Regions from separate parts of the Homo sapiens genome. Here all the other regions are linked to region 3. Evidence: read pairs that join two places in POLR2A ChIA-PET (ENCODE). Cell type or tissue: HepG2. All regions are shown on one strand. Each heading gives the region's core, and the rest is flanking DNA. Links, peaks and the distances in the headings are about the cores only. Region 1 overlaps LINC01808 (long intergenic non-protein coding RNA 1808). Region 2 overlaps LOC105373456 (a long non-coding RNA gene). Region 3 overlaps LINC01376 (long intergenic non-protein coding RNA 1376). Region 4 overlaps LOC105373456 (a long non-coding RNA gene).

What was found. ChIA-PET counts read pairs that join two places held together with the same protein. Peaks named below come from ENCODE experiments on the same cell type or tissue, not always from the same donor. Only the 100,000 strongest peaks of a DNase experiment are listed, where the experiment ranks them.
Region 1: POLR2A ChIA-PET joins it to region 3 with 7 read pairs; 1 of 35 experiments calls an interaction of 5 or more read pairs at or near these places.
Region 2: POLR2A ChIA-PET joins it to region 3 with 8 read pairs; 4 of 35 experiments call an interaction of 5 or more read pairs at or near these places.
Region 4: POLR2A ChIA-PET joins it to region 3 with 12 read pairs; 1 of 35 experiments calls an interaction of 5 or more read pairs at or near these places.

The regions. Positions count from the first base shown.
Region 1 is chr2:19,503,122-19,507,827 of GRCh38, reverse strand. All of the region lies in intron 5 of LINC01808 (long intergenic non-protein coding RNA 1808), which reads right to left. Among named protein-coding and RNA genes, the nearest start is that of LINC01808, 37 kb to the right of the region's middle. In HepG2, for the core only: no CTCF peak of the experiment used is centred there; DNase peaks (open chromatin) are centred at 2,037, 2,667 and 3,067; H3K4me3 peaks cover 1,402 bases.
Region 2 is chr2:19,071,579-19,076,284 of GRCh38, reverse strand. The region is part of intron 5 of LOC105373456 (a long non-coding RNA gene); the gene reads right to left. It overlaps LOC124907739 (a long non-coding RNA gene), which reads right to left and starts at 450. Exons shown (of 2, transcript XR_007086236.1): 1 at 19-450. In HepG2, for the core only: no CTCF peak of the experiment used is centred there; a DNase peak (open chromatin) is centred at 2,514.
Region 3 is chr2:19,018,543-19,023,248 of GRCh38, reverse strand. It overlaps LINC01376 (long intergenic non-protein coding RNA 1376), which reads left to right. Exons shown (of 4, transcript NR_135287.1): 2 at 762-915. The region is part of intron 5 of LOC105373456 (a long non-coding RNA gene); the gene reads right to left. Among named protein-coding and RNA genes, the nearest start is that of LINC01376, 6.1 kb to the left of the region's middle. In HepG2, for the core only: no CTCF peak of the experiment used is centred there; DNase peaks (open chromatin) are centred at 1,428, 2,038 and 2,998; H3K4me3 peaks cover 1,860 bases.
Region 4 is chr2:18,798,619-18,803,324 of GRCh38, reverse strand. All of the region lies in intron 4 of LOC105373456 (a long non-coding RNA gene), which reads right to left. Among named protein-coding and RNA genes, the nearest start is that of NT5C1B-RDH14, 210 kb to the right of the region's middle. In HepG2, for the core only: no CTCF peak of the experiment used is centred there; a DNase peak (open chromatin) is centred at 2,614; H3K27me3 peaks cover 318 bases.

The DNA.
Region 1 (4,706 bases), core at 377-4,376, 480 kb before region 3:
CAGTTTGAATTCGGGGTGTGCTGACTGCCAGGCTTCACCTCAGTCAAGCTGCCCTGTCTCTCCCTTTGCTGGGCCACAACGAAGAGAGCCAGCTTTGAGGGACCAACTTTCATGTAGGTGCAAATTATTCCCAAGCAGGTTGCTTAATTCCTTTGGGAGCATCTCCCAGGCCTTCATGGGGGAAGACACTGCTGTGGCACGGGGCAGAGAGAGTGGAGAAGGGATTATCTCCTGACCCAGCAGAATTCCACAGGTGGCTCTTTACTCATCATCTCAATTTCTGCCCCTTCTCCCATGCTCTCTACATTGCTTATTCCAAAATATTATACGGGAAAAACTTATGTGGTGGTCTTCCTCCTGAGCTGGAGCCTCCTCCTGCATCCAGTGTTAGTAGGCAGTATAAGCCTGTTGTTCAAGATTTTCTAAATGGCTGTAACTCCCATTCTTGGTGCTTTTTTATGGCTTTATATCCTTGTGCACTTTACTGTGATAGCATACTAAAGATGGGGCAGCTGGAAAGCTCTGGGTGCAAGCAACAGGAGATGTATTGCTGGTAGAGAATTTAAACACAATAATAAAACCAACTGAAAGGAAGTCTGGTTTTTATAATCACCAAGGTCAGTGATAACTGGCCTCCTCCAATCCCCCGACCAAAAAACCCACTTTCTTTGATCTAAGTTCTAAATAATTGCTTTGGTTACTGTAGAGTTTTAATAATATATATGTGTATCAGAAAAAAACCACAGTTTTTACTGCCTGCTTATTCTTTAACAACACTGAATTCTACAGTGAAGCTAATTTGGAAATTTCCCAGTTACACGGTTGACCCCAACACAAATAAGCGTAATTTTTACTGCTTGTTCTGTAACAAACATTGGATTCTACAGAGAGGCTAACTTGGAAATCTTCCAGTTACATAATTGACTTCAACACAAAGGGATTCAGCTACCTATGTTTGTCTCAAGAGTAAGTTCTTAAAGATTTGGAAGCATTCAAGCTCACTTTCGGAAGCATTTGTATCTCCAATCCCTATGGTGCTACCTATGCTTGCGTTGAAAAGAGTAGATTTGAAATGAACAATGACAGTGCAGTGATGATAAAGAAGAAACAGAACTTGAATTACTTCCATTATCTCATTTTATCTGATAATTTTGAGTTTTATTTGTGTTTAAATTGAAAACAATGATCAACAGACCAAATAGCTGTAATATTTTTGTGGTAAGTACTAATTTTAGTTCATACATGATTTATTTCACTAAGTATTTTTAAATGAAAATTTTTGTATACAAAGTAAACCTTTGTTTCAAACTGTGAAACAAATTAATGAAATAACGATTAGTACTGAAAGCAATTTTGTCATAAAAAGGGAGTATTAAAAGATGATGCATCTGGGTGTCAAATAACTGCATGCCGCTGCTTTTTGTCATTTAGGTGGGTTGGGGGAAGGAAGGAAGTCAACGCATGTGTTCAGTCTGCCATTTTGAACGAGTAGTGCAGGTACCATAAGAAATTAGAGAACTCAAGAGGTTAAATAACTTGTTTAAAGCAAGGTTTAAGTCAGTAGTGGAGTTCATGTCCCACTCTCATTACTTTTAGTCAAACTAGTCATTGCACTTTGTGTGATTAGTCAGCCTGTGAAGGATATCCATACACGTTCAGCTTTCCCAGTCCGTTTGTGCTGAGCACAAGTCCCATTCCTCATTAGGACTTCTCCTAAGGCTGTTTCAGCTCAGACTCCTCTCAAGCCTCACATACCTTATACTTCATCTAGTGCTTTTCATATTACACCTGTGTTTTGCTTCCACCTGGGCTGTAATCTCTTTAAGAGTAGGAACCATATTTAATGGATTGCTCTATCTCTTTGCAGCACAGAGCCTACTTCCTGTAGGTTTCCAGGAATAGTTGCTGATAGAGATGGTTATGGTAAGGTTGGAAAGAAAGGCTAACCCTCAATGGTGACTTACTTTGAACATGGATTTTTACAAAAGGTCAATTCATTTGGAAACAAGTCTGAAAAATGAACTCTGAACTCTCGGTGTTTTTACTTTTTAGTCAAAAGTAAAGCATGATTACAAAGCAATGAGATTTCCTGATAGCTTCATTTACACAGTGGTTCCAGAGGAATTTCCAGAAGTATGATCCAGACGCATTCTGTGCTATGGCAAAGTCATTCACATGTGCATCTAGCCTCCTTCAGAAGGCTGACTCTGAAAGATAACACTTATTGGATCTGCTGGTTTAGTTACCTAAATATCCTGAGGTGATACTATTTTCCTAAAGCACTAAGTCATATTAAAGGCATTGGTTCAATGTGAAACATTATCAGAGATTAAAAGAAAACTGGATTTGACAAGAGAGTAACAGTTTGCTCCTTCTCTCCTTAGGAGAAAGTTCTGAATTTGTTCTCTTCACAGCCAGGGCATTGTTGTAATCAGACACCTTCTGTTAAACGTTACTCAATTTCAATTCTAGAGAGAAATAAAAAAGGGTAAGAGAGCTGTGGCCGAGAGCACGGTACCTTATATCATCAAGATCTGTGTTGTTTTTTTTTTAATCCAGAAAGACAATTTAACAGATTGAGGAAGTTGTGGGAGAAGAGATAGCTATATAAATACAGTCCCAAACAAAAGACCTTTCATTGAGAAAGATAAGACTGTGTTTGGACAGAATCAAAGTTTACCAAGTCATGATTGAATGGAGAGGATAAGTTGAGGCTTGTTTAACAAATGCAAATATTGAATATTCAAGAATGGCAAGTTTAGAATAAATGTAAGGTGTGTATTATTTCAGCAGAGGGAGGTAAATACACTTCTGGAACTCATTTAGCCTCAAAGGTGGTACTGGCTAAAATACAAGTAGATTGCAAAGTGCTTACAATCCATTCGGAGATGATAGGTATAGCATGGATTATTAAGGGAAGCCAGAGTGATCGAACCTTTCCCTGACCTCTGAGGCTGATACTGAATGTGACATGCTGGCCCTCCAGGACTCACTCTTGGGGTCATCATCAGAGACAGTCAGTTGGACTGCAGAATCAAGGGACTGGCCCAGGGGCACAATTCTGATGTTCTCATGTTTCATCTCACTGAGCTAAATATTAACTTTCGGCCTGTGTGTCTGTCACCAAGTCATCTGTCTTGGTAAATGCTGTTGGAGTCTCAGCATTGTGAGAAGGCAATGAATTTTCCCTGCTGACAGTGAGAATATCCACACCAAGCTGCCATAGAGATTTCTGCTTCCCACAATGTTTATGACAGTAAATTAGGCTACAGAGTGCACTGAAGGTTGTTTACATAACCCCGATAGCTGGTATATTTGTCAGTCCCACTCCGTGGGCTGTGACTTCAGTAGAGCCAGATAATGTTTAAAATATAAGGCTATAGTAATGTATGAAATTATCAGAGTGCTTTACAAGAACTCTGATTATAAACACTTGTTTATTTGGACCTTTTGCTTGGATCTCATATATTTTCTTTCCCCCTCTTTTTTCTTTTTTTTTTTTTTTTTGGATTGGATCTGTGTCCCCACCCACATCTCATGTTCAATTGTAATCTCCAATGTTGGAGATGGGATCTGGTAGAAGGTGATTAGATCATGAGGGTGGATCCTTCATGAATGATTTAGCACCATCCTTTCCATCCTTTTGGTGCTGTTCTTGTGATAGAGTTCTTACTAGATCTGGCTGTTTAAAAGTGTGTGGCACCTCCCACCCTCTCTTTTCCTCCTGCTCTGGCCATGTAAGACGTGCCTGCTTCCCTTTCGCCTTCCACCATGACTGAAAGTTTCCTGAGGCCTCCCCAGAAGCTGAGCAGAAGCCACTATGCTTCCTGTACAGCCTGCAGAATGCTGAACCAATCAAACCTCTTTTCTTTATAAGTTACGCAGTCTCAAGTATTTCTTTATAGCAGTGTGAGAATGGACTAATACAGTTCTAGTATTATCTTTCCATTTTTCTCTGGTTTCATTGTTAGTTTCAATTCTGTACCCAAACAGAGTAGCTTGGGCTTTTTCTTTTAAACTTGTTATATGTTCTAGCCCTGTCTCTCTACAGAGCCATTTTCCGGAAAGTCAGTGACACAAATTGGCCACATATGCAGATAATTTTCAACTCTCTAGATCTCACCCTAACTCTTTGCCTTGTGTCCAGACTTTCGGTTCAGCTTTATGCTTCCACTTACCTTGTTCAGTCTTTAGCAGAAAATCTCGTTTTATAAGACTTGATTGCAAAATAGAGACTGTTGCATAAAGCAATCACCACTGAGTGTCATTCCAATCAAAATAGAAGCTTTCAGGAAATATTCACTTTTGGAACTTGTGTGTGTAGCCCTCATTTGCAGTAAATTTTGTCCTTTGATATTGGAATCCGATTTTTCAAAAGAGCTAAAGTTATCTGGTTTCAAAAAAAAATTTGATGGTAAAGTAGCCCTAACAGATTGCACTTCATAAAATTTTTATTTTCATCAAGCTAAAAATCTGTTTTCTTATATATTTAATTCATTTTATATAATTTCATGGCCACTTTTTTCCCAGAACTACAAGAAGAGTTTCTGATACAGAAGTAAATTATACAAAGAAAACGTTTTAAAATAACTGTTTGGCCTGGAGGGAAATTTTGATTTCTTGGCTCCAACAATCCTTTATATCCACTTTAATGGCTTTCAGCAGGCAAAGACTAATTAGTAGATTATGAATTTTAAATGTAGTGG
Region 2 (4,706 bases), core at 503-4,502, 53 kb before region 3:
CTACACACACTCACCTACCTTCTTTTGTTCAATTAACATTAGGAAAGAAGTATTATCAATGCCATTTTACGGATAAGAAAGCTGAGGCTCAGAAAAGGCAGGGGGCACTGTAGGAGGCTTACAGGCTTTGGCATATGACAGATATTGCACTAATCCTTTGATTTCTATGTATCAGTTGTTTGACTTTATCTCTCACTCTCCTCAAACTGCAATTTCTTCATCTTTGATAATGATGCCAATAATTGTCTTGCAGAATTGCTATGAGGAATAAACAAGATATGTTTTTGGTCTACATCATTGGCAATGTCATATAAAGAATCTAACACAATACTTGTTATTGTGTTTAACAAAACACAATATAGAAAGTTTAACAAAAGTCCTGCTTTCCATTATTCATTCATTCACATTTTAATTTATTCTTCCATCCATCCATCTATCCATATATATATTTATATATATATAAAACAAGGTGAGGTCTCACTCTGTTGCCCAGGCTAGTTTTGAACTCCTGGGCTCAAGCTGTCCTCCCACCTCAGCCTCCCAATGTGCTAGAATTACAGGCATGAGCCACTGCTCCTGCCCTGGCCCCATCTATCCTGTAATCCATCCAGCTCGGCTATACTATATGAAAATTCAAGATCAGTTTTAGTCCATGCAAAGGCTCCAAAAATTGCATCAGTTGGAAATTTTGGATTTCAAGAATTATAAAACCTGGCCCAAATCTACATAGGAATTTTATTGCTTAATGTAACCGAAACATCCAACTGTAGGTCTAGCTTTAGGCAAGGCTGAACCATGGGTTCAACTGGTGTCTCTGTGACTCAGTTTCTTTCACCCCCATCTAACATAAAACCCTGTAAGCTGGCTTCTTTCTTGGTCAGACTCTCTTTTAATGATTACAAGATCAGTAGTTTCTGAATACACATACTCCCACTTTAAGTCCAGAACAAGGATAAGATTATTTTCACAACAATATAAAGCCCGGGATTTGACTTCCAGGCAGGATGATGGATCCATTTCTGAACCAGTCACTTGCACCAGTGAGATTGGTTACTCTGTTCAGCTTCAACCAGTTTCTGATTGCCCCTGAAGTATCTGAGGCAAGTCCCGCAAACCACATGCTCTGGAGAGGCAGGAGGATTGCTTGAGGCCAAGAGTTTGAGACCAGCCTGGACAACATAGTGAAAGCTTGTCCCTGCAAAAAATTCAAAAATTAGTTGGGCATGGTAGCATGCACCTGTGGTCCTAGCTACTTGGGAGGCTGAAGAAGGAGGATCACTGGAGTCCAGGAATTTGAAGTTTCAGTGAGCTATGATCGTGCCACTGCATACCAGCCTGGGTGACAGAGTGATACTGTCTCATTAAAAAAATTGTCTTCCTTTCTCCCTATCATGTTGTATAAAATTTCATCATTTGAGATTCACTCATTGAGAACTGTAAGCATTTTCCTGTTCAAGAGCCTCTGGTAAAATTTAAATACCTCATGGAGTTCTGTCTTCATCTTCCCATACTTTATTGACAAATTATTCCAATGCAGCTACAGTTAAACAGGATAAAAATAAAAGTTACCTCAGAGGAGAGTCATAAATGTTGCCAAGTTTGGTCCAATTTCTTTATATTGTTAACATTCAATAAGAAATAACCATTCTATCTGTCATTATCACTATTGTTATCATATACAGAACTCATACAATTCTCAGAGAAGCTGTGTTAAATAGATTAAATAGATTTTCCCACTTTACAGCTGAGAACAGAATGGGGGCTAAGTGAGCCTTAGGGTAACTTTCTGGTCACACGGCTAGTTGGAGGTATACACAGGAGTTGATTCCCCCTCTGTTTGAAGTTCAGGCCTTTGTTATTTTTGCTGCTTTACTCTTCTGATTGCCAAACTCCCCAAGCCAAACTTAACTTCCCAGGAAGAAGGCCCGGTCTGAGCAAGTGCCGAGCCAGCCACAGGGCAAGTGGCCTCTAAGTGCTTGTGATGTGAAACGATGAAAATCACTCACACCATGGATAAAGAACCTGCCTGGATCCAAATGTGGACACCTGAGAGTTCCTGGGACTTATAAAAGTGGAAGCCATTCTGTTTGCCCAGGCATCAAAGGATGCTAGAGTTACTACCATGCATAATCATCCCTTGTGCACCCACAAGTGCACATAGTGAAACCTTGCCCCTGCAAAAAATTCAAAAATTAGTTGGGCAGTTGGGTCCCTGCTCCAGAACCAGTCCTGAAAGAACCTTGAGGCAGCTTCCTAGGAGCCTTTGGCCAAGGCAGAAACACTGAGGGCTCCCTTCTCTGGAGTCTTGAAGTGGCACACAGATTCTAGTTCCTTTTGGCTGGGCAAGCCCCTGTGTTTGGCTTAGGGTGAAATGTATACCACACATCTGGCCACTGGAAAGCTGGGGAGGAACGGTGTGGTCAGTGGGGCTGCAAGGCCATTTCAGGGCGGTTAAGCTGGAGTAACCCGAGTATGGCAGGGCCTGAGTCATCCTGGACTCAGGAAGCTCCCACTTGGGCGGAGTCTGACACCTGAGCTCATCTGTGGCTTTGCCCTGGCTGGCCCTGCCCTGCCCCATCTTGTCCAGTACAGCTCAGCCCAGCCAGCCCAGGCTGGGTCCTGCTGGGTTCCAGCCTGAAGGAACTGAGCCCAAACTGCAGAGCCAGGAGCTCTGAGCAAAGGCAGTGATGTCAGCAAGGGTGGGGTATGATGTGTGCACAGCCCAGGGAGGTATCTGTTTCTGGGTCCATGTGTCCATGTATAAACCCACTATCCTTGTGTGCACCTCCCTGTGACTGTCTATGTGGACATTCTGGGCATCTATGCATATATTTGCGTGAATGCCTGTGGGTGTTGTTGGCTTATGTGTCTGGGCACATTTTCCCTGGGAAATAAGAGTATAATTGCCTTTGTCACAAAATTTGATTGGTTAAAAAGCAGCGGCTATAAAGAGGTTGAAAAAAAATCTCCCTTTTGTGTAAAGTCTCATGCCGAGGGCTGAGGGAGATTTAGGAGAGTGAAAAGAATCAGCCTTTAAACTTAGGAAATGCATAGTCACCTGGGTCAAACACTTGCCTAGGAAAACTGAGCTCCTGCTCCTAGGAATGTTTGTGCAGGACCTAGGACAAGATGTCAAGGAATGGCGGTCACTGTGGTCGAGGTTACCTGAGACATCAGCCTGGGGCAGGTTGGGATGGGGAGAAGAGAGTTGCATGGCAACGATTTATTCTTTTCTCCAAGTATTGACCCCCTTTGATAAATACAGAAATGTTGTTTCTTCCTTTCATAACATCAAAATCCAAGGTATTTTAAAAATGCCTCAAAGCAGTAGGGTGAAATGTTTTTGTTGTTACTGTTGCTGCTGTTGTTCCCCACCTCTGGCAAAATCACACAGACTAGTAACACTAAGATGGGACATCCTGGCATATGGTCCTTCCGGCTCCCTCGTGGGTCTCCTCCTTCCGACCTGGTGGTGCTTGCTGGTGTCTGAGAATGCTGCTCAGATTCAGTGTGGGATGGAATCAGGCAGCCTCCCACTTGGGCTAAGCCATCACGGGCCCCTGCTCTGAAAAAGGTGGATATGACTTAAGAGAAAGCCCCTCAACTGCAAATGAGGAATTCAGGACTCAGAGAACGGGAGTCACTGAGGATTAACAGGAAGTTTAGAGAATAAAATGAGATACTTGTGAAGACTCCTTGAAGAAAGGAAGAAGGATAAAAATAGGGAGGAAGAGGGAAAGAAAAGAGAAAGAGACAGAGAAAGAGAAAGAACAAATAACACCAGATAGTACTCTGATGACACATCTGGAGAAAGGGCTTGGGACCGCTTTCTGTATCTCAAGTTACTCTGTAGGCCCCCTAATCAACTTGGCTTGCACAGCCTGTGGTGTCTCATCTGTCTGCTTAGCACCCAATCCAATAATGATAAATTCATTACCAGAGCAATAACAGCCCCACCCCTGGTGCACCCTCTGTTGTTCTCTGATAAACACCAAGAACAGGCAAGAGCCTATGTTCACTTTATTCACCACTCCAAAAAAACTTGAGAAATTCCCTTGAGGTCTACCTCTTAGATATTGAATGGAATTTTACATCTGTTACACAGGGAGTTTCCGGAGAGGCACTCAAAGTGTCCCTTGTGGAACCAGACACAGAACCTTGGATCCCAAATGTACTCAGTGAATACTTAATAAATGCATGATCACTTAAGGCATCCCACCTAGAGAACTGCCACTTTAGCCTGACAACTCTTATAGATTAAAAGTAAGGCCCCAGATAGAACCCAGGAACCACTGCCACAAGATTGACCCTGGCATTGAGGGTGTTCAACATGGCATATTTCCAACTCTAATACAACTGCTGTAAGCCCCAGGGCTGTGTATTTAGTGCATGGGCACCTGCAGAAATAGCAGGGCTCTCCTTACTCTTTTCACATACTGTGCTCAGTCATCTTCAGTGAGCATTTGACTCTTGGTTTAGTTTAGAAGATATAAAAGTAATACAACTAAGCATATGGTCCTCCTAGTGACCCACATTCCATGGTGTGTAACAGTACCTTGGGCTTGGTGTGGACAGGCCATTAAAATTTCAGGAAGGTCGAATCACATGTGGGCTCCATCAGATTAATGAGGGAAAGTCTCCCATCTTCTGTTAGACATGGTTTCATGACACTCACAGAAAATGCAGGAAACACCTATCACTCTGTG
Region 3 (4,706 bases), core at 456-4,455:
GGTTTTCTTTAAAAATAAAAAAAATGCTCAATAAGAAACTTAAAAACTGTAAAATGATATTCATTTTCATGCTAATCAGCAGACCAATTTTTCTTTACATATTGTCTTTTATCCTTATACTATACTGCTCTGAGTTATACGTTATAATTTCAATTTTCCATATGATGAAAATATAGATGCATAGAAGTTTAGTGATTTGCCCAGATTTGCACATCTGATAGGCAGCACAGGTCAGACTCAAATATGTGCCATGACCCCAAATCTCATGAATGAAAGTAAACTGAGACCTTCCATGTGGTCAAAAGTCAGGAGCCGGTAAAGGAGGGAGATGGACTCTTCCAGAGGGTTTGTAAGATTGTTCTGAAGATGACATAATAACTGCCGACATGGACCATGAAGCTGAGGGTGACACCCTGAGCTGCTTTCTTTTGGGTCTCCAAGAAAGCCTTCATGGAGTGGAGCCACCACACTAGCCCAGGACAGCTACAGCTGTTTTTCAACATGAGCAGAAAGAGAAATTTTTATCAGGTTTAAGCCACTGTTATTTTGGGTTTATGTTATTCACAGTGAATCTAATCCTAACTGATACAACCACTATCCTGCAAAAACGGTGGCAAAAAATATATATCACATATCCATCACATAAATCCACTTTTATAAGGAAATGAAGTCAAATTATTACCCCCAATAAAAAGGTGTTTCGCAACATGACCCAGGAAAGTAGAAGTAACATTTGTTCACTATTTTTCCCCGTCTCACAGCTCTCCTGGCCTCAGCGGATAAGTATATGAGAGCACAGTTTTCCTGGTGTCAGGATATGAAGATCCAGGGAACAAAGAACCTCAAAGAACAACACCTGGATTGTCAAGGTTTGGCCAGCAGTGCACTTTCTCCAACCTTACAGTCATACGCAAGGTGAAAAACTCTCTTGTTTTCTCTTTTCCTAAGTTTTCTAAAAGAAGAAAGAAAAGGGACAAAGACAGATAAGTGGAATTTAAGAAAAATGAAATATAAACAAACTACACTTTTCCCTGAACAGAAAAGCTCAATTAAGCAAAGACAGACAGAAGAGACATGTAGGATGCTAATTTGAACCATAGCCCCATGTCTAATGCTTTTAGCCAAGGAAAGAAGAGAAAAGCAAAAAAGAAATCTGAGTCAGAGGGAAGATGTCATGGTGAGTTTCAATGGGAAGAATTCCTTATTAATTCTAAAGAACACAAGGCAACATGGATTTAATTATACAAGTCAACCCACCCACATTCCTCCGCTGCCTTTCACACACATGGGCTTCTGAGGATGATGAAAGGTGGGTAGGGAGAAAGGGAAAAGGAAGCAGAGCACAGGATGGCTAGGGCCACTGAGAAGACAGCTCTACCCTAGAGCTCTGTGGCTGTGGCTTCACCCTTTCTAAACATGAGCGCCGCGTTGCCCAACTCCAGTTGCTGCAATAGCACCTGACCATGGCCTAGCAAATTCATTCACCTTGGGTCCGGGACACTTCTATGTTGTTCTATTTACTGTGAGGGGAATTTCTTAAGCCTTTGAGAAATGGAGAGGAGGATAGATAGGAGCTCAAAAAAAATCTCTCAGCTGCTTTTAATTTCCTATGGGAAACACAATGCAATCTCACCAAGTTTTTCACTAAGAGCAAGTCTCCATTAAAACTCCAAAGAGTTTAAATGTATTAGAAATTTGAAACACTGCTCAGGTTTTCCTGAAGTTTCCTTGGGACTTTTAACCTATACTCTCATCAATACCCCAATCTCTGCACCAGCAAAATCATTAAAAATGTCCCATAACCAAGACCCCATTGTTTCTTCCTGCTTTTTCTTTCACTTTCAGACAATACCTGTGAGAGTCCTAGCTGAGAGAGGCCCACTGACCGTTCTATGCTTTAGCTAACTATCTCTGGACAGTTTTAGACTTTTAAACTGAGGACATCCCACTTGGATAGAAAGCCGTGATGGAACTATGAAGTCACAGGGCATCAGCATGAGGGTTCAGTTGCCGATAACAAAACAAACAAACACCCACTCTAGCTGTCTCAAGCAAAAGGAATGTGATGCAGGGAACTGTGTGCTTAGAAAACCTTTGAAAGGCTTTAGGCAGACTTCCATGAAAGACTCTCAGAACAGCACCACCGAACTGGTCTGTCAAAGTAGCTACTTCATCTCAACCAATTTTTGAAAGGTGATTTTCAAAAATTTTTCAATGACTCATTTTTAAAAACTAAAATTATTTTGAGATAATTTTAGATTTTCATGCAAGTAAGTATTTAAGAAATAATATGGATTGCTGGCAAGATGGCCGAATAGGAACAGGTCCACTCTGCACCTCCCAGTGAGATCAACACAGAAGGCAGATGATTTCTGCATTTCCAACTGAGGTAACCAGTTCATCTCATTGGGACTGGTTGGACAGTGGATGTAGCCCATGGAGGGTGAGCTAAAGCAGGGCGGGGCGTTGCCTTACCTTGGAAGCACAAGGGGTTGGGGAGTTCTCTCCCCTACCCAAGGGAAGCTGTGAGGGACTGTGCCTGAGGAATGGAGCACTCTGGCCCAGATACTGCACTTTTCCCATAGTCTTCGCAACCCGCAGACCAGGAGATTCCCTCTGGTGTCTACACCACCAGAGCCCTGGGTTTCAAGCACAAAACTGGGCAACTGTTCTGGGCAGACACTGAACTAGCTGCAGGAGGTTTTTGTTTTTTTTTTTTCCCCATACCCCAGTGGTGCCTGGAATGTCAGAAAGACAGAATAGTTCACTCCCCTGGAAAGGGGGCTGAAGCCAGGGAGCCAAGTGGTCTGGTTTGGCAGGTCCCACCCCCACAGAGCCCAGCAAACTAAGATCCACTGACTTGAAATTCTCGTAGCCAGCACAACAGTCTGAGCTCGACCTGGGACACTCCAGCTTGGTGTGGGGAGGGGTGTCCGCCATTGCTGAGGCTTGAGTAGGTGGTTTTACTCTCATAGTGTAAACAAAGACAACTGGAAGTTTGAACTGGGCGGAGCCCACTGCAGCTCAGCAAGGCCACTGCCGCCAGACTGCCTCTCTGGGCAGGGCATCTCTGAAAAAACGGCAGCATCCCCAGACAGGGACTTATAGATAAAACCCCCATCTCCCTGGGACAGAGCTCCTGGGAGAAGGGGCAGCTGTGGGTGCAGCTTCAGCAGACTTAAATGTTTCTGCCTGCTGGCTCTGAAGAGAGCATGGATCTCCCAGCACAGCTTTTGAGCTCTGCTAAGGGTCAGACTGCCTCCTCAAGTGGGTCCCTGACCCCCGTGTATCCTATCTGGGGGACAACTCCCAGTAGGGGCTGACAGACACCTCATACAGGAGAGCTCTGGCTGACATCTGGCAGGTGCCCCTCTGGGACAAAGCTTTCAGAGGAAAGAACAGGCAACAATCTTTGCTATTCTGCAGCCTCTGCTTGTGACACCCAGGCAAACAGGGTCTGGAGTGGACCTCCAGAAAACTGCAGCAGACTTGCAGCAGAGGGGCCTGACTGTTAGAGACCCCATACAAAGGTCGCCAACATCAAAGACCAAAGGTAGATAAATCCACGAAGATGGGGAGAAACCAGCACCAAAAGGCTGAAAATTCCAAAAACCAGCTTCTCCTCCAAAGGATCACAACTCCTCGCCAGCAAGGGAACAAAACTGGACAGAGAATGAGTTTGATGAGTTGACAGAAGTAGGTTTCAGAAGGTGGGTAATAACAAACTCTTCCGAGTTAAAGGAGCATGTTCTAACCCAATGCAAGGAAGCTAAGAACCCTGAAAAAAGGTCAGATGAATTGCTAAGTAGAATAACCGGTTTAGAGAAGAACGTAAATGACCTGATGGAGCTGAAAAACAAAGCACAAGAACTTCGTGAAGCATTCACAAGTATCAATAGCTAAATCGATCAGGCAGAAGAAAGGATAAAAGAGATTGAAGAACAACTTAATGAAATAAAGCAAGAAGACAAGATTAGAGAAAAAAGAATGAAAAGCAATGAACAAAGGCTCCAAGAAATATGGGACTATGTGAAAAGACCAAATCTACTTTTGATTGGTGTACCTGAAAGTGACAGGGAGAATGGAACCAGGTTGGAAAACACTCTTCATGATATTATCCAGGAAAACTTCCCCAACCCAGTAGGATAGGCCAACATTCAAATTCAGGAAATAGAGAGAACACTACAAAGATACTCCTCGATAAGAGCAACCCCAAGACACATAATTGTCAGATTCACCAAGGTTGAAATGAAGGGAAAAAATGTTAAGGGCAGCCAGAGAGAAACATCGGATTACCCACAAAGGGAAGCCCATCAGACTAACAGCGGATCTCTCAGCAGAAACCCTACAAGCCAGAAGAGAGTGGGGGCCAATATTCAACATTCTTAAAGAAAAGAATTTTCAAACCAGAATTTCATATCCAGCCAAACTAAGCTTCAGAAGTGAAAGAGAAATAAAATCCTTTATAGACAAGCAAATGCTGAGAGATGTTTGTCACTACAAGGCCTGCCTTACAAGAGCTCCTGAAGGAAGCACTAAACATAGAAAGGAACAACCAATACCAACCACTGCAAAAACATGCCAAATTGTAAAGAAATTGCATAACTAATGGACAAAATAACCAGCTAGCATAATAATGATAGGATCAAATTCAGAAATAACAATATTAACATTAAATTTAAATGGGCTAAATGCCCCCAGTTAAA
Region 4 (4,706 bases), core at 272-4,271, 220 kb after region 3:
TAGAGATTCAGAGTAAAACTCTCAGTCACTACCTTCAAGGAGCTCACCTTAATGGAACCAGGGATTTAGTTAAGACTGATTATGCTATCCCAAGTACCCCATGATTGGGGCTAAGATAGAGGTAGGGACACAGTGCTGTGGAAATGCCTAAGAAATGAGAGGTAAGGAATCAAAGTAGGCTTCCAGAGGAATTGAACTAAGTCTTGAAGAAATCAGAGTTTGCCAAGCAGAGAAGTGGAGGAAAGCCTTGTAGTCAGTAGAGGCAGGGTATATAAAAGTATAGCAGCTTCTGCCAGTATTACAGGCTCAGAAAAATCTTAAGGACGTGTATATAATTTCTGACAGCACAACATTCATCATTTTCCTCTTGCCTCACTGACCATTACATTTGTTACATATTGCTACCTTCCTCTCTGCTTTGCTCCTAACTGATGGTACTCTTTCCTGGGGGGCTTCTCTCCTCTGTCCTCATCCTCGTCCTAAGGGATCACATCTATGGCTTCACATATTTTCATGTTGACAACTTTTCACTGAGCTCTAGACCTTTACAATCCATTGATATATCCACACAACAACCCCCTCACAGAAGAAAGCAAAACAACAAAACACCTAATTTTCCTACGTTTTCCAAACCTACTCAAAGCCTACTCTTCCCCATAAACAGCAAAATAATCCGCCAATTATTCAAAACAAAAAATTAGGAGCCAACCATTATCCTTTTCTTTCCCCTGCCTCCTGCATCAAATCAATTAGTGCATCCTTATGACTTTTTCATATTTCCAAAATATCATAAAATACATCTATTCATCTCCATCTTTACTACGAATACTTTAGTCCTAGCTACCAACATCTCCCACTTGGACTATAGTAACAGCTTCCAAGCTGACTCCTGACAGACTCTCTTGCTCATATACAGTGATTTTTCTACTCAATTGTGACCATTGAGAGATTGCTTTCTCAGCCAGTGGGACAAAAACCACACCACAGAGAGTTCAGAAATAAGTGTTTAATGAAGATTTTTATTAAATAAGTGTTTAATGAAGACTTTTATTAAATACATGTTTAATGAAGAGTTCAGAAATAAGTGCTTAATGAAGAATTAGTTAATTTATTGATTAATTGAATTTGAGGAAAATTTGAACATTCATTTAGGAAGATGTCAAAGTATGAGTAGAAAGGGAAAAAATGAATACGCAAAATGATCATCGATAAAACTCAAATTCTAATGCACTGAAGGGAGGTGCGACGGCACCAGGGATAGGAAGGTAGGCTCTGGAACTAGGTGATTTTTGTTCATATATGAACAATATGACACCAGCAAATTATAAACCTTGCTAAGCCTCAATTTTCTCTTAAGGTAAATGGAATTGACTCATGGTTGTAAATGCGTAAAGGGCTATATCTATAAGTGTAAATGATCTATATGCGAAAAGGGCTTCACACAGAGCCTGGCACAAAGTAAATATAAGATTTTAACACTTTTTAAAAATTAATGTATAGATATACAGAGATGTTTTGAGGTAAAAATACTGTAGATCTTCAATCTCCTTTGTAAAGTAAAAGTCAAGATCATCTGTGAGGAGCAAATGCAGGTCTCGAAGAGTGAATAATAATAAGCAACTCTTAATTGACTATGCTATGTAAAATATAATACAATGTGAAATATCTCATATACATTTGTTATGCTTCCAATAACTCCATGAGGTCAATACCAATATTATTCCCCTTTATAGATTTTGAAATTGAAGCCAAAAAAGGTACAATAACTTCCCCAAAGTCACATAGATAATAAGTCAGGATTTGAACTTAAGTCTACAAAATTCTGTTCTCTAAATTGATGTACTGTATACCTAGCAATTCCCTAGGCTGCAGATATGAACGGACATGTCTCAAACCATATTATCATCACCACCTTTTCAACAAAATCAGAATAAGACAAAGATATTTTTATATTGCATTTGTTGATACCCCTCCTTTATTGAAACGTACTTTATACAACTAATAAAAGCAATCAGAGTGTCCCTCAGAGTTCCTTTGTAACAGATTTAGCCTGCCACAGAGCAGAAACTCAAATTCCACAGAGAAGACGAAAACATCCATCATCTTGAACCGTTACAACACTGGTGGCTGAGAGAGAAATCTGTAGAGGACAAGGATCCCAAGCAGATGACAATAAAGTTAACTTATTTTTTATAGGAAATGCTAAAATAAAAATTTCTTTTCAGAAGTCTCTTTTATACCTCAAGCATGTTCTAAATATTTGCTCTTCAGGTTTCTGTAAGAACTACCATGTCTTTGCACACAATACACAAAAATAACCCTAGCCTGACCTGGAGCTTTGGGGCCCAGAGGGTGATAAATCTGTTGGCCCCAATTTGGAGAGCAAAGTATTTTCTAAAGATCACAGTGCACTCCATGCACACAGGCCTACAAGTGCTTTCAGAGGTGCCCCCTAGTAAAATCGTGACCAGTGCTTTGATCTCAGGGTCTCTTTCTTTTTGTAACATGTCCGAATACCTGGGATTAGGAGGCAGGCTGGAGTCGGAGCAAAATTAAACAAACAGTAGAGAGTGACCAGCCAGGATGGCTTCAAGTGCTGAGGTCATGTGTTTGCCTCTCTACTTGCAGACCAAGGTGAAAAGTGCATCCCAAGCTCCGGCCAAATATGGTATATAAACAAACATGAAAGAAGGATTAGCTCTCTTGCCTGAGACTAATGGGGACACCAAATATCAATAGCTGATTTGTGACAACAAGACTAAGTCAATATTGGAACAAAAGATACTGGCTGTATTCAACTTGCCCTTAATCTCAGGTAAACTTGTACTAAGTTAAACAAGTATTCATTCCCCTGGCTACAACTCTGCCTGACTCGGAAGAACTACTGATGTAGAAGATACACACAAAACTCACCACTTGTTTCTTCTAATCAGATCCCTTTTTTCTCCTTTTCACTCAGACTCATGACAGATTGCTGTTTGCAGACCCTTTTGTCCTAATTCTAGTTCACCCAGCAAGAGCTCTGCATGGAGAAATGGACGCAGGCAGTGAGCTGCTCACTGTTCCACCCATGTCCTACATTCCCAACACAAGCAAAGAAGCATCAAGAGCAGGGTCCTCTGCAAGGGAAAAGATTGCTGATGCTGAAATTGCAACATGAAAATTTCCCTTCAGCTAACTGATGGAAGCTCGCAACTCCATGAGACACATGACCTCAAAGTTTATGAGTATTAGGGCTAACTCTGTCACAAAATGTCTTAAAGACTTTAAATTGTACTACAGATTCAAGACCTCCACATCAAAGTCTCTTATGAGTTGGTGGTGATAAGTGGCTAAATCCCAAGGCCCACAGTCTCTGCTCCTGAGACAGAGTTCATAAGATGTAAGAGTCCTAGACCAGCCTCTCCAATACACATCTATTCAACATATTTTGGTTTATTGGACCAACTTTTCTGCATAGAGTTTTTCCAAAAACTGCCAAAAGGAAAAAAAGAATTAAAGATTCAGGCATGTGCACTATTATCATCTACATTTTACAAATGAGAAACATGCTGGAGACCAGAAAATACATAAAGGATGACTCCAACCCACATGTCCATTGACTCTGGCTCCAGCTCCAGCAGCATGCTCAGGGTCTGCTGTGAGATCTCAGCACAAGTTTTCATTTCTCTGAACTTTAGCTCTTGCAGCAATAAAAGCTATGCTTAATATACATCCGGCAGTTCTGTAATGAGTAGTCAACAGAAAATGTGTGTTGGATACTTGGAAACAGCTCGTAACATAGAGATGAGTAAGTATCAAGTTCTCCTCTATTGTTTTCTTTCATAAGAAAAAAGGAGCTATATCCAGCACTATTTTCTGTGTCACCTCTTGTCACTGTACCTTTGCCTCCTATAGTTTTCCAACTATGTCCTTCTGAGATTTTATTTCACATTGTAGATGACATGCTAAATCATTTTAGAGAGATTATGCTGTTCTTTGGGAATATATATACATTCATGTCCCAAAGAATATATATATATGAACACATATATATGAACATATATATGAACACATATATGAACGTATAAATATATGAACGTATATATATGAACATATATATATGAATGTATATATATGAACGTGTATATATGAACGTAATATATATGAACGTGTATATATGAACATATATATAAAAAAGACCAAGAGAGGAAAGATGAGCCCCTTCCTGATGAAACAGTGACATGAATATATATATGAACATATATATATACTTATGAGCATATATATATACTTATGAGCATACATATATATACTTATGAGCATATATATATGTGTGTATATATATATATATATATATATTCATGTCACTATTTCACCAGGATGGGGCTCATCTTTCCTCTCTTGGTCTTTTTTACTTACCTGAGAGTTTGGGTCTTAGAGTTTTGATGAAGAATAAGGAGCTGATCCAGAAGAAACACGGGATGCTGCTCCCTGGGTCTGTACTGCATCCACAGTTGCTGAGGGATGACCCACTGGGAGTGTTCAGGGAGATTGGGAGAATTAAGTTAGAAGAGTGGAGTCTAACCCTCCTCTCATTTCATGAATGGGCAAATCATAGCAGAGATGAAAATAAACTTTCTGGGAATTCAGGACAATCCAGTGAACAGCTTCCTGTATGCTCTGATGTCAGAGGCACTAGGGAAACTTCCCATCACCTTCACACC